Regions from separate parts of the Mus musculus genome. Here region 1 is linked to region 2. The links are chromatin loops, found by intact Hi-C in ENCODE. Cell type or tissue: heart. All regions are shown on one strand. Each heading gives the region's core, and the rest is flanking DNA. Links, peaks and the distances in the headings are about the cores only.

The links. Peaks named below come from ENCODE experiments on the same cell type or tissue, not always from the same donor. Only the 100,000 strongest peaks of a DNase experiment are listed, where the experiment ranks them.
Region 1: it touches region 2 in a loop (6-fold over the local background); 1 of 42 quality-filtered maps calls a loop at or near these places.

What each region holds. Positions count from the first base shown.
Region 1 is chr4:149,164,182-149,170,389 of GRCm38, reverse strand. Pgd (phosphogluconate dehydrogenase) reads left to right here and starts at 3,685. Exons shown (of 13, transcript NM_001081274.2): 1 at 3,685-3,803; 2 at 4,308-4,383; 3 at 5,161-5,340. The coding sequence starts at 3,796. In heart, for the core only: no CTCF peak of the experiment used is centred there; a DNase peak (open chromatin) is centred at 3,659; H3K4me3 peaks cover 2,500 bases; H3K27ac peaks cover 1,548 bases.
Region 2 is chr4:149,096,987-149,103,194 of GRCm38, reverse strand. Pex14 (peroxisomal biogenesis factor 14) reads left to right here and starts at 3,352. Exons shown (of 9, transcript NM_019781.3): 1 at 3,352-3,423. The coding sequence starts at 3,388. It overlaps Gm46722 (a long non-coding RNA gene), which reads right to left and starts at 5,208. Exons shown (of 3, transcript XR_003955172.1): 1 at 4,056-5,208; 2 at 3,615-3,750; 3 at 3,417-3,518. In heart, for the core only: no CTCF peak of the experiment used is centred there; a DNase peak (open chromatin) is centred at 3,374; H3K4me3 peaks cover 2,058 bases; H3K27ac peaks cover 1,702 bases.

The sequences.
Region 1 (6,208 bases), core at 2,444-4,943, 67 kb before region 2:
TTGCCTGCACGTTTGTCTGTGTGCCTGGTGTGTGCAGTGCCCACAGAGGCCAGAGAAAGGCTCCAGATCCTCTGGAACTGGAGTTGCAGAACTTTGTCCTCGGAAGGTGGCAAGACAGGCAGGAGCCACAGTCACAGCCTAAGAACAACTGTGAGCTCGTGGGAGGCTATTGTTTGCCCTCTGTCAAGCCGTCTCCAAGATTTTCTGAGCCATGGTTTATCCTTATTTGCTGTAAGGCTAACATGCCAAGTCCAGCCTGTAAGAAAGAAAGGCCTGTGGCGGCATCACCAGGGCGCATGGCCCATTGGACTTAAGAAGGAGGCTTAAGAGCTGGGTGTTGGGCTGGTGAGATGGCTCAGTGGGTTAGAGCACCCGACTGCTCTTCCGAAGGTCCAGAGTTCAAATCCCAGCAACCACATGGTGGCTCACAACCATCCGTAACAAGATCTGACTCCCTCTTCTGGAGTGTCTGAAGACAGCTACAGTGTACTTACATATAATAAATAAATAAATCTTTAAAAAAAAAAAAAAAAAAAAAAAAAAAGAGCTGGGTGTTGTGGCACAAGTTTGTAACTCCAGGAGGTGGAGGTGGAAATTGCAAATCTGAGGCCAGCCTGAGCTATACAGTAAGATGCTGCCTAAAAAACAAACAAACAAACAACAAAACAAAAATCAGGAACTATGGCTGAAGAGATGGTTCTGCGGCCAGGAATACATTCTACTCTCTCATAGGACAGGAGTTTGGATCCCAGCAGCCCTGTTAGGCAGCTCACAACAGCCCACAACTCCAGCACCTTCTGGTTTTCTCAGGAGCCTGCACCACTTGCCTGTACACATACACAGAAATAAACAAAACCAAAATCACGGCAGCTAAGGCCAGGGCCGGTGACATACCTCAGTGGGTAAAGCTGCCAAACCTGGTGACCTGAGTTTGATCCCCAGTGCAACATGGTAGGGAACATGGCTCTGGCTCCTGCAAGTCAGACTACCAAATACAGGCAAGCACACAAAATAAGCCAATCGGGAGGGGGCACGGGACAATAATAACGACAGTAATTACATAGCCTTTGCATGACCCTGGATTGGGGAGGCCTCAACTGTAGACTTACAGTGCTAAGACCGGAGCGGATTCTGTAAAAACATAAAGCTGAACTTGATGGTACATGTCTGCTGTCTCAGCACTGGGAAAGCTGAGGCAGGAGGACTGCTGCCACCCTAGGCTACAAAGTAAGACCTAGTCTCAAAAAAATGAAAATACTCTGTGATAGCTATACCTGGTTGTCCATTTGACCACATCTGGAATGAACTACAATCCAGAAATGGAGGGCACACCTGTGATTCAGTTCTTCAGGCTGAAAGACACAGGCTTTTGATTTAGATCTTGAGGCACAGTGGCCATGAAAAGCTTAGGCCCTAGCCGGGTGTGGTGGTACACACCTTTAATCCCAGCACTTGGGAGGCAGAGGCAGGTAGATTTCTGAGTTCCGGGCCAGCCTGGTCTACAGAGTGAGTTCCAGGACAGCCAGGGCTACACAGAGAAACCCTGTCTCGAAAAACCAAAAAAAAAAAAAAAAAAAAAAAGAAAGAAAGAAAGAAAGAAAGAAAGAAAGAAAGAAAAGAAAGGTTAGGCCCAGGCAAGGAAGGTAAGTGTCTCCTTGTCTCCTTTAATCCCAGGAGACAGAGGCAAGCAAATCTCTGAGTTCAAGGCCAGTCTGGGGCAGAGCAAGTCCCAAATCCAGGCATGGTGGTAAACATAGCTTCTGCTGGAGACCTGCATAAGGACAATGGGAAAAGGGATGGTTCACTCTTCTTTGCCTGCTTGCTTTTACTTGCCAGCACAGGATTCAAGCTTATACAGAAGACCAGCTAAAATACCCAGCCTCGTGGGACTGAGCAACTACCAGATTCTTGGACTTCCCATCCATAGTTGCCCATTGTTGGGTTAGTTGGACTATAGACTGTAAGTCACTCCAATAATTTCCCTTAATATATAGAGACATTCCATAAGCTCTGTGACTCTAGAGAACCCTGACTAATATAGAAGTTCAAGATTCAACACCACAGCAAATTTAAAAACCACAGCCAAGGCTGTGGACTGAGATCTTGTCTTTTTTTTTTTTTTTTTTTTTCTGGTTTTTCTGGAAGCTCGTCCACCCCCGAGCCTTGTACCTGATAAGACAATGGGCTGACTCTTAAGACTCTTCCAGGAGCTCTTACCTAGTACTCCCTTGTTCCCACCCTTGTTTTGGAAATAATGGTCTAACCAGCTCAGAGTTGGGATAAATGTGTGTTGGTTATAGGGGGCTGGAGGAGTAGGGACATTAGGCATTTATCAGAAACAGATACAGACACAGAGAGAAACAGAAAGTCACTTAGGGCCAGGCAAGGGATATAGCTCAGTGGCAAAGCACTTGTCTAGAATGCTCAAAACCTACGATTTGATTCGTAGTACTGGAGTGAGGGAAAAAAATTCAAGAAGCTGGTGCAAGCCAGTCTTTTCATTTACCATCAAGCGTTATGTCTATGTGCTGTGTGCAAAACTTACAAAAGATAAAAGGAATTCATTGAAGGACATGATAGCCACTCCTAGAGAGAGAGTAGGCAATGGAAAGAACCTGAACCTAGCCAGGCGTGGTAGTACATGCCTTTAATCCCAGCACTCCGGAGGCAGAGGCAGGCGGATTTCTGAGTTCGAGGCTAGCCTGGTCTACTGAGTGAGTTCCAGGACAGGCAGGGCTACACAGAGAAAAAATCCCGCCCCCCGAAAAAAAAAAAAAAAAAAAAAAAAAAAAAGAAAAGAAAAAAGAAAGCAGCGCACCAACACCTGAGTCTGAATGGAAAAGTAAATTGAAACTAAAAGTGTCTGACCAGCGGGCGAAACAGCACCCCAGACCTCCAGCGCCGGAAACTGTAGTGGGGCTGAGGAAATGGTAGAGAAGAGTGCTTGTGTTCCGCTACAAGCACAAGGAAGAACTCACTTCCAGTCTTGCCTCCCCGAGTATCGGCCACGCACGAGGTACACGGACATACATGCAGGCAAACCAATACACAAAAAATAAATAATTATGAAACCACCCCCCCAAAACCCCTCAAGCCTCTCCTCCGCTTCGTTTTCTCTTTCTGTGCGAGTGGGCGCACGCGCCACTGCTGCACGTGGAGGTCAGATGCCAACTTTGCGGAGTGGGTTCCACTTCCACCCGCTTGGCTCTTTACTTGCTGACCGTCTCGTCTTAGTTTGCACCGCTGTTTCTTGACCTGCAAAAATGGTACACACTGAGGTTCCCACAGATAGGACAGACTTGACTCCTGCCTCAGAGTTGAGGGACAGTGAAGGGAAGCAGCAGCCATGGATCAAAAACGCCAGTGGGCTTGGTAAGGGCTGCACCAAGCCCTTAATGTCTTCTCTTTCACGCCGAGCTGCAGACCCGAGCTTCCGCACGAGCGGGAGGCATCGTGCAAGGTCCCGCTAGAACACTTAGAAGAAGCCCTTTAAACGCTCCTAGAACACTTAGAAGAAGCCCTTTAAACGCTCCTCTCCAGCTCGAGGTGCCATCGACTGCTCGGCGCTCTACAGATCTGGGCCCCGGGGGTGGGCGGGTCCGTTTGCCCTCAGGTGGTATAACAGGCGCCGCAGAGACCCAATAGCGTGGGGCATCGGCCCACCCCTGTCTTCTGATTGGCCAGCGTCTCTGTAAGCCTCTCGAGGCGCCGGGAGCCGGACTTCACTGTACTTGCCTCGGAGCGCTCGGTCCTTCGCGTTTCTTCCTCCTCGACTCTGCTTCGTCTGCCTCCGCCATGGCCCAGTGAGTGACCGACACGCGCAGTCGGGCCCGGGAGACTTCCGGGGCTGAGCGTGGTGATGGCGGGGCTCTGCTCAGTTGTCTCCCTGTTCTCCTCAGCCCCGGTGGTCGCCTGGGTCTCCTCGCGCAGCCCTGACCCCTGCACCTCAGGGTCCCCGCCATGGCCAGCGCAAGCTCCGCCACCCCTTCGTGGGAGCTTGCGGCTGCGACGGGCTCGCGGGGAAGGAAGGCCGCGCTGGGTCGGGGACGGCCCACGCCCCTTGTGCTGGCCAGGCCATAAGGAACGACGGGCAGGGCCAGGGGCAGGGCATGGGTGGCTTCGTGTGCCCGGACGCCCTTTAGAAGGAACTTCCATGGAACTGTGGGGTGCAGGGTGCGGTCGATCCTAGGTGCATGGTGTGAGCCGAGAAGGGTGCAGGCTGCCAGTCCTAATAAAAGCCACTAAGTAACACTAATATCCTTTCTTTGTGTTTGCTTTATTGTTTTTTTTTTTTTTTGTCATTTCAGAGCTGACATTGCACTGATCGGACTGGCTGTCATGGGCCAGAACTTAATTTTGAACATGAATGATCATGGATTTGTGGTAAGTAGTGAGGACACGTTGCCTTCCCGCTGAGAGCTGTGATTTGTTTTTCAGAGATCCCAAGGCATCACTCAGTAAGCACTGTTTGGTGTCTTTGTAGAAGAATTTCTGCTTTAGTCGTGCTCCCTCTGTAGTTAAGGGAAGAGCCTCCTTGGATAGAAATAAATATAAAAGCAGTGGTTCTCAACATTATGATTTATAACACTAGCAAATTACAGTTATTGCGTAGTTATGAAAATAGTTTTATGATTGGGGGTCATCACAACACGAGGGGCTATATTAAAGGGTCGCAGCGTTAGGAAGGTTGAAAACCATAGATGTAAAGGGACCCAGATCTTGGAAGCTGTAGCTAGGAAAACTTGGGGTACATGGAGATTGTTTTTCTTTGTAGACAGCAGCTTGTCTCACAGTGTTGTCACACTGGAGTCTCAGGGCCCTCTCATCTCAGCTTTCTGAGTCCAGGGTCAGAGGATCCTCCTGCCTGTGGGCTCTGAATGTTCTTTCTAAATAGTAGCATGGCTTAGACACCAGGATTACCAGGGACAAAGGACCCAGGTAGTAGTGACAGGCTCAACCTGATAAGCAACAAGTGGCAACCGCCTTTCCCTGGGCTCTCTGCTGTGACTGGACTTTGCAGAGATTGCCTAGCACTTAAAAAGAAAAGGCAGGTCAGCTCTCGCTAGACCTTGGACAGAGTAGACGTTTCTCTGTTGCTGCATCTACCACCCGAGGGTCATGTGTGTGCCAGATCCTCTGACAGGCCTTTTGTCCTTCCAGGTCTGTGCTTTCAATAGGACAGTCTCCAAAGTCGATGACTTCTTGGCCAACGAGGCGAAGGGCACCAAGGTGGTTGGTGCACAGTCCTTAAAGGACATGGTCTCCAAACTAAAGAAGCCCCGCCGGGTCATCCTGCTTGTGAAGGCCGGGCAAGCCGTGGATGATTTCATCGAGAAATTAGTAAGGCCAGCTCGGTTCTCGGATGCCGCCCGCAAATCCCTCTAACTGTCTCACTTCTGAGATGGTGGTCTTCAGTGTCTGAGTACAGACTGATGGGTTCTGATAAAGTGCTTGAGTGTTTCAGGCTTGGTTGCCTTGACAGGCACTTATGGAATAGTATTTTTGTTTTGTTTGTTCTTAGTTTTTCAAGACAGGGTTTCTCTGTATAGCCTAGGCCTTCCTGGAACTCACTTTGTAGACCAGGCGGCTCAGACTCATAGAGATCCCCCTGCCTCTGCTTCCTGAGTGCTGGGATTGAAGGTGCGTGCCATCACCGCCAAGTTGTGTTCTCTGTAGAGAGGGGTTTTTTGTTGTTTTTTTGTTTGTTTGTTTGTTTTTTCATTTTATTTTATATAAATGAATGTTTGCCTGAGTGTGTAACTGCACCACATACCTGAAGTGCCTGATGAGGCCAGAAGAAGAGAGTCAGACTCCTTGGAATTGGAGTTAGTGGGCAATTGTGAGCTGCTATGTGGATGCTAGGAATTGAACTCAGGTCCTCTGCAAGACCAGCCAGTGCTCTTAACCCTTGAGCTATCTCTCCAGCCCTTATTTAAAATATATATATATATATTTAGTATTTGTGTGGGGGTAAGCATGACACATTGGATGTGGAAGTCACGGGGACTTTTTTTGTCGGAGTTGGCCCTCTACCTCCACCGTGTGGTTTGTGGAAAGAACTCAGGTTGTCTGGCTTAATGGCAGGTGCCTTTGCCTGCCGAGCCTTCCCACTGGGCCAGGGTTTTATTTTATTATTATAGTGTGGGGTCATGGGAGCATGCAAGTGGGGGTCAGAGCACGACTCTGTGGAGTCAGTTCTCTTCAGTCT
Region 2 (6,208 bases), core at 2,370-4,869:
ATTATTAAGTTTTTAAAAGGAGCTGGTTTACTTATGTTTCTTAAAATTTTATTTTTGTAACCCAGCATGCTGGTGAATACCTTTAATCCTAGCTCTTGGGAGGCAGAGGCAGTTGTATCTCATTGAGTTCAAGGCCAAGGAGAACAAGCCAAAGTTACACAAAGAAATTCCGTCTCTGGCTGGTGAGATGGCTCAGTGGGTAAGAGCACCAGACTGTTCTTCCGAAGGTCCAGAGTTCAAATCCCAGCAACCACATGGTGGCTCACAACCATCCGTAGCGAGATCTGACTCCCTCTTCTGGAGTGTCTGAAGACAGCTACAGTGTACTTACATATAATAATAAATAAATAAATCTTAAAAAAAAAAGAAATTCTGTCTCAAAAACCAAAATTAATTAATTTTTTGTTTTGTTTTGTTTTTCAAGACAAGGTTTCTCTGTTTAGCCCTTGCTGTCCTGGAACTTACTCTGTAGGCCAGGCTGGCCTGGAACTCAGAAATCTTCCTGCATCCCAAGTGCTGGGATTAAAGGCATGAGCCACCACTGCAGGATATTTTGAAGGAAGTCAGTTTTCAACATAGAACATTAATTTTCAGTCTTGCCAAAAATGCAATGTCCCATCAGAGAAAAACTTTAAAATATTTATTTTATTTTTTGTATTAAATTGTATTAAATTTATTTATTTATTGTATAAATGTTTTGTTTGCATATATCTCTGTGCACTACATACACATTTGCCCGGTACCTGCTGCTGAGATCAAAAGAAGACATGCCCTGGCCCTGGGGTCCTGGAAAGTTGTGAGCCACTATGTGGGTGGTGGGGACCAGACCCAGGCTTTTCTGCAAGAGCAGTGAGTGCTCTTAACTGATGAGCCGTCTACCAGCCAGCTCTCCTGAACTACGCAAAAAGGTTGCTAAATAGCAATAACAGGAGGGCATTGCTGTAGACCAGGGAGTTGTTTTAGACACCAACAAATTGAGCTAAAAATAAAAATACAGACTGGGGGTAGCTAAATGCCAGAACACAAGCCAGCCTGAACAAGACTTTAAGTTTGATTCCTAGGACTGTGGGCAAAAGACATTCATGTGAAGATTTCACATGACTGAAATAAAAATAAACTTTATCTCGACTTCCCAGGGATCAAGATTAGAGGGATAGGCAGATTTCTCAAACAGGCTCACTCTGCTTGGCATGATCATGCCTTAATTCTTACACAAAAAGGTAACCGGAAATGATGTTGACCAACCGGTTATTTTTCTCTTGTTATATCGCCTTGTCTTTGGTTTATAAGAAAGTAACTTTGAAATGAAAAAGAATCCTCTTTCTTTTTTTGTACTTCTGGCTATAAGATCAACCTTTTCTGTTCTGCTCAGTGGGAACACTCAACAGTATCTTATAGAATGGAGCGGTGCCTGGTTACAGAATTGAAAATAAATAGAAATGGGAATTAAGAAAATGTGTCTCTTGGCAAGAAAGAATGATAAGATCGCAAGTCAGAAAGTAAAGGGAACCATGAATCACAGAGCTGATTCATTACTGCCTGGCAATATATTCATCCCTCCTGGCTGTGATACAAGTCTGGTTTGTTGTTGTTGTTGTTGTTTTATTGCTCCAGTGTTTAACATGAAAAGAATTGGCACTGGGGGTGTGGGTCATTGGTAGAGCATTTGCTTAGCACACAAGGACTAGCATCATATACATACAAAATAGTGATGTTGGTGGTGGTCGGGTGGTGATATTAAGGTTAAAGAGCAGGGCATACTGGTACACTTATAATCCCAGAACTCTGGAGGCAGAAGCAGGGGATCTTGAATTTGAGCCAGCTTGGACTACACAGTGAGACTCTGTCTCAAAAACCTAAAGCAACACATCTAACAATTCAGCTACCATAATGATGGTTCACAGACTGCTCCTCTCTCCTCAAATGTCCCCAGTTCTCAAAGTCTGGGTGTTCCAGTCTTCTGCCTGTATAAATTTTTTTTTTTAATTTAAAAAACAAACCAACCAACCAACGGGAACCTTACATAGTCTAGATTGGCCTTGAACTCAGCATATAGCCCATGTGCTGTGGTCACAGTTGTGCACCACTGTACCACGTAGTCATTGTGCTGGAGCCCAGGTTTTATGCATGTGTTACCAACTAAGCTATATCCCCATCTTGAGATGTCAGTTCTAATACAGAGGAGAGGCAGCCTGAGAAAGCACTATTGTGCACATGGATTTCTTATTTATTTATTTGTGGTTGCTGGGATTTGAACTCAGGACCTCTGGAAGAGCAGTCAGTGCTCTTAACCACTGAACCATCTCTCCAGCCCCAACACATGGGTTTCTTAAGACAGAGCTGCAGAACGCATGGTGGCGATCGCCTTTAATCCCAGCACTTGGGAGGCAGAGGCAGGCAAATTTTCGAGGCTAGCCTGGTCTACAGAGTGAGTTCCAGGACAGCCAAGGCTACGACAGAGTTTTGAAAAACCAAAAAAAAAAAAAAAAAAAAAAAAAGAAAAAGAGAGAGAGAGAGCGAGCTGCAGAGTGTTGTTGGAGTTTATGAACGCTTCTGAGAAACAGTAGGTACTTAACGAATACTAGTGTACCGAATGGCTACACTATTTTTTTTTTTTGGCTTTTTTTTTTTTTTTTTTTTTTTTTTCCGAGACAGGGTTTCTCTGTTGTAGCCTTGTCTGTCCTGGAACTCTCTCTATAGACCAGGCTGGCCTCGAACTCAGAAATCCGCCTGCTTCTGCCTCCCAAGTGCTGGGATTAAAGGCGTGCATCACCAGTGCCCGGTCGAATGGCTAAATTTTAACTTACATTTTCATGTGTTTATTAAATAAGTAGTCCCTAAATGTGCCCACGATGTTATGAGAATAGGGAGAGATTTACTTCAAGAATAAAAATGTGTGGCGCACGCCTGTTATCTCAGCACCTCGAGGTGGAGGCAGGAGGATCAGAAGTTCATCTAGGGCTACATAGAAAGTTTGAGGCTACTTTGAATTACGTGAGGCCTTGTCTAGAAAACAAAAACAAACAAGTCTAAACATACAAACATGTAAATTTATTTTAAAAAGAGGGTGAACCTGGTGGGTGATGTGGGGAGAGTAGGGGGAGAAAATTAGGAGTAGATGTGCCTAAACCACAGCGTTTATACATCAACAATGTAAAACAACAACAACAAGAGATATTCTATTTTTTTAAAAAGAATTTGAACTATGGATTTTCCTGTAAACTGCAAGATAACCGGGACACCAGTCTCACTCAATCCTTTTTGCCGGGAACCCGCCCCCATCGACATGCTCGGGACCTTCTACTTTGGTCTAGTCGGGAGAACTAGTGCAAGCGCTCTTGGGAGAAACTTGGGCCAGCGGCGGTCGACTAGTCAGGCCTGAGGAAGATGGCGTCGTCGGAGCAGGCAGAGCAGCCGAACCAGGTGAGGGGAGTGGGACTGCCCCGTCGCGACTGTCAGGGGTCGCGGCTGGGGCGCCGCTGGGCGCGCGGCAGGCAGTGGGGCGGCGACCCTGACGCCTTGAAGCGGAGGACCCCCGATTTAGTGTTTTCTCTGGGCCCCGCCCCTCTCCGGTCCTCCCGGCCCGGCTCCTCCCCCGGTGACCCCGCTCTCACCACAGTCCCGGGTCGGGGTCTCGACCGGGTCTCAGGCCCTGGCTTCCCGCTCGGCGACCCCTCGGAGCCCTCTGGGCTTGGTCAGGAAGGGTGGCGGGCTCCGGTTAGGTCCTCAGCACACAGCTGCAGGGCCCTGCTGGAGGAGAGAGAGGTGGGGAAGGCTCGTTGGTACCCGGCTGTCCCCTGTCGGGAGGGGCCTGGCGACTCCCGCTCCCACGGCCTCAGCCCCCAAAGTGCCAGCATCTGGGGCTTCATTCACCATGGGGCTTTCTTTCCTTTTCAAGTTGGGGCGCCGCTCTGAGGACTCCTTCCCTCCCAGTGCGTTAGTAGAAAGGGGACGTACTTTAAATAACAGACGCCACTGAGCTTTAGCTGAGGATCCAACCCTCGCTTGGCTGGGTTTGGTTGTCTTAGCCAAGGACTCCCCTCCGAGTTCTTCACCTGCAGATTTAACCAAATCCCGCTTCGCTTGTGGGACAGTGAGGGCCACTGTTGATGCTTGGGCTGCCTGGAAGTCGTGCTGATATGGCCTCGGAAGGGGTTTCTAAGCCAAAGGCGGAGTGGGATGTGGAGAGGGTTTTACCACCAGTGTGCTGGCAGGCAGAGGGCAAGTTATGTTTACTTTTGATTTTTTGTTTATTTTTGTGTACATGTGCGCAGCATGGTGCTGGTGGGAGGCAGAGGACAACTTTGCCGGAAACGGTTCCCCCCTCCGTCCGCCATGTGGATCTCAGATGGAACTCAGGTCCTCAGGCTTAGCAGCAACGCCTTTTGCCTGCTCAGCCTTCTCTTTGGCCCCAGGGCAGTGCTGCTTATCTTAAGTCTCTCTTCTCTTAGTAAAGTGCAGAAGTGGGTAGCAAGGTTTTGTAGCGAGCCCTAAATCACGTGCACCGCCGGGCCTTGATTTCAGCTCCCGAAGAAGTGTCTCTGCTCTCTGGCTATCTTATGTTTCAATGTGATTAGGATAGACCTAGGAGGAGCAATATTTTTAGCCTGGGAAGCTCATCATTCATTTGTCAACATCTTGAAGCACCTTAAAGAGTTTTAAACCACTTACAGATATTTCCCTTCCTTCCTAGGCAGAGGACTACTACTTAGAGTCTTACTGCCTTTCTACTTGTGATAAGTCGATTAGGGGGAATCACACTTAAAGGCGCTGGACACTCAGATCAGCCTCTGTTAGTGGTGTGAGTGATTCAGGAGGAATGTGTGTGCTGTAAGGCATGGGAAACAATTAGGACCAACTCTGGACTCTGCAGTGTCTGAAAGAGGGACCTTCCTTTCTTGTGGTATCCCACCTCGCATGCTAAACTGCAGCGAGCCTCAGGGTCTGAATTTTTTTCAAACCTCTGTAGGGATTGAACTGTGTCCACAGTTTCTGGAGGTCCAAGGTCTTTCAGGGTTTGGCCACCTTTGTGTGGGTTGAGCCTGTTTCTCCTTTGCCCTCCTTTCCAGAGCTGACAGATGACATTGCGTCAGAATGTGCTGGAAGCCTGAGGAAAAAGTTGTCCTGTCCTGTCACTATCTAACAATACACTGCAAATACACACTTAAAAAATATGTTATGAATGGGGCTGGAGAGATGGCTCAGTGGCTAAGAGTATTGGCACTGGCTGCTCTCCCAGAGGTCCTGAGTTCAGTTCCCGTGAGCCACATGGTGGCTCACAGCCATCTGTAATGGGATCCGATGAACTCTTCTGGTGTGTGTCTGAAAACAGTGACACTGTACTCATATAAATAAAAATAAATAAATCTATCTACCTACCTATATATGTGTATGTATAATATCTCCCTGTGTAGCCCTGCCTCAGCCTCCTGGATGCTGAGATTACAGACATGCAACTCAGGTCCACTGAGTTCTAGGTTTTTTTTTTGTTTTGTTTTGTTTTGGTTTTTCAAGACAGGGTTTCTCTGTATAGCCCTGGCTGTCCTGGAACTCACTCTGTAGACCAGGCTGGCCTCGAACTCAGAAATGCCAGCCTCTGCCTCCCAAGTGCTGGGGTTAAAGGTTTGCGCCACCACTCTTGGCTGAAGAGGGCTTCTTGACACACACACACACACACACACACACACACACACACACACACACACACATCCCTGTGGAATCAGAGTTACAGACTTGGTGAAACCCATGCAGAGGCTGGGAAGCAAGCCTGAGGCCTTGGAAGAGGAACCGGTGCTCTTAAGTGCTCTTTGTGTGTGAGGCAGCCTCTCTCTCGGAACCCGGAGTTCATGGATTTGGCTAGACTGGCCGGCCAGTGAGGCCCAGCAGGCCTCCTATCTTTGCCTCTCCAGTGCTGGGATTACAGGCATGTGTCTCTGCTCGAGTTTTATGTCGGTTCTAGGGGTTGAAGTCGGGTCCTCATGTTTATGCAGGACTTACCTCCTGATCCATCTCTCCAGTCACCATAAATCTACTTACAATGTTTTTCTTTCTTTCTTTCTTTCTTTCTTTCTCTCTTTCTTTCTTTCTTTCTTTCTTTCTTTCTTTCTTTCTTTCTTTCTTTCTTTCTTTCTTTCTTTCTTTCCTTCCTTCCTTCCTTCCTTCCTTCCTTCCTTCCTTCCTTCCTTCCTTCCTTCCTTTCTTTTTCTCT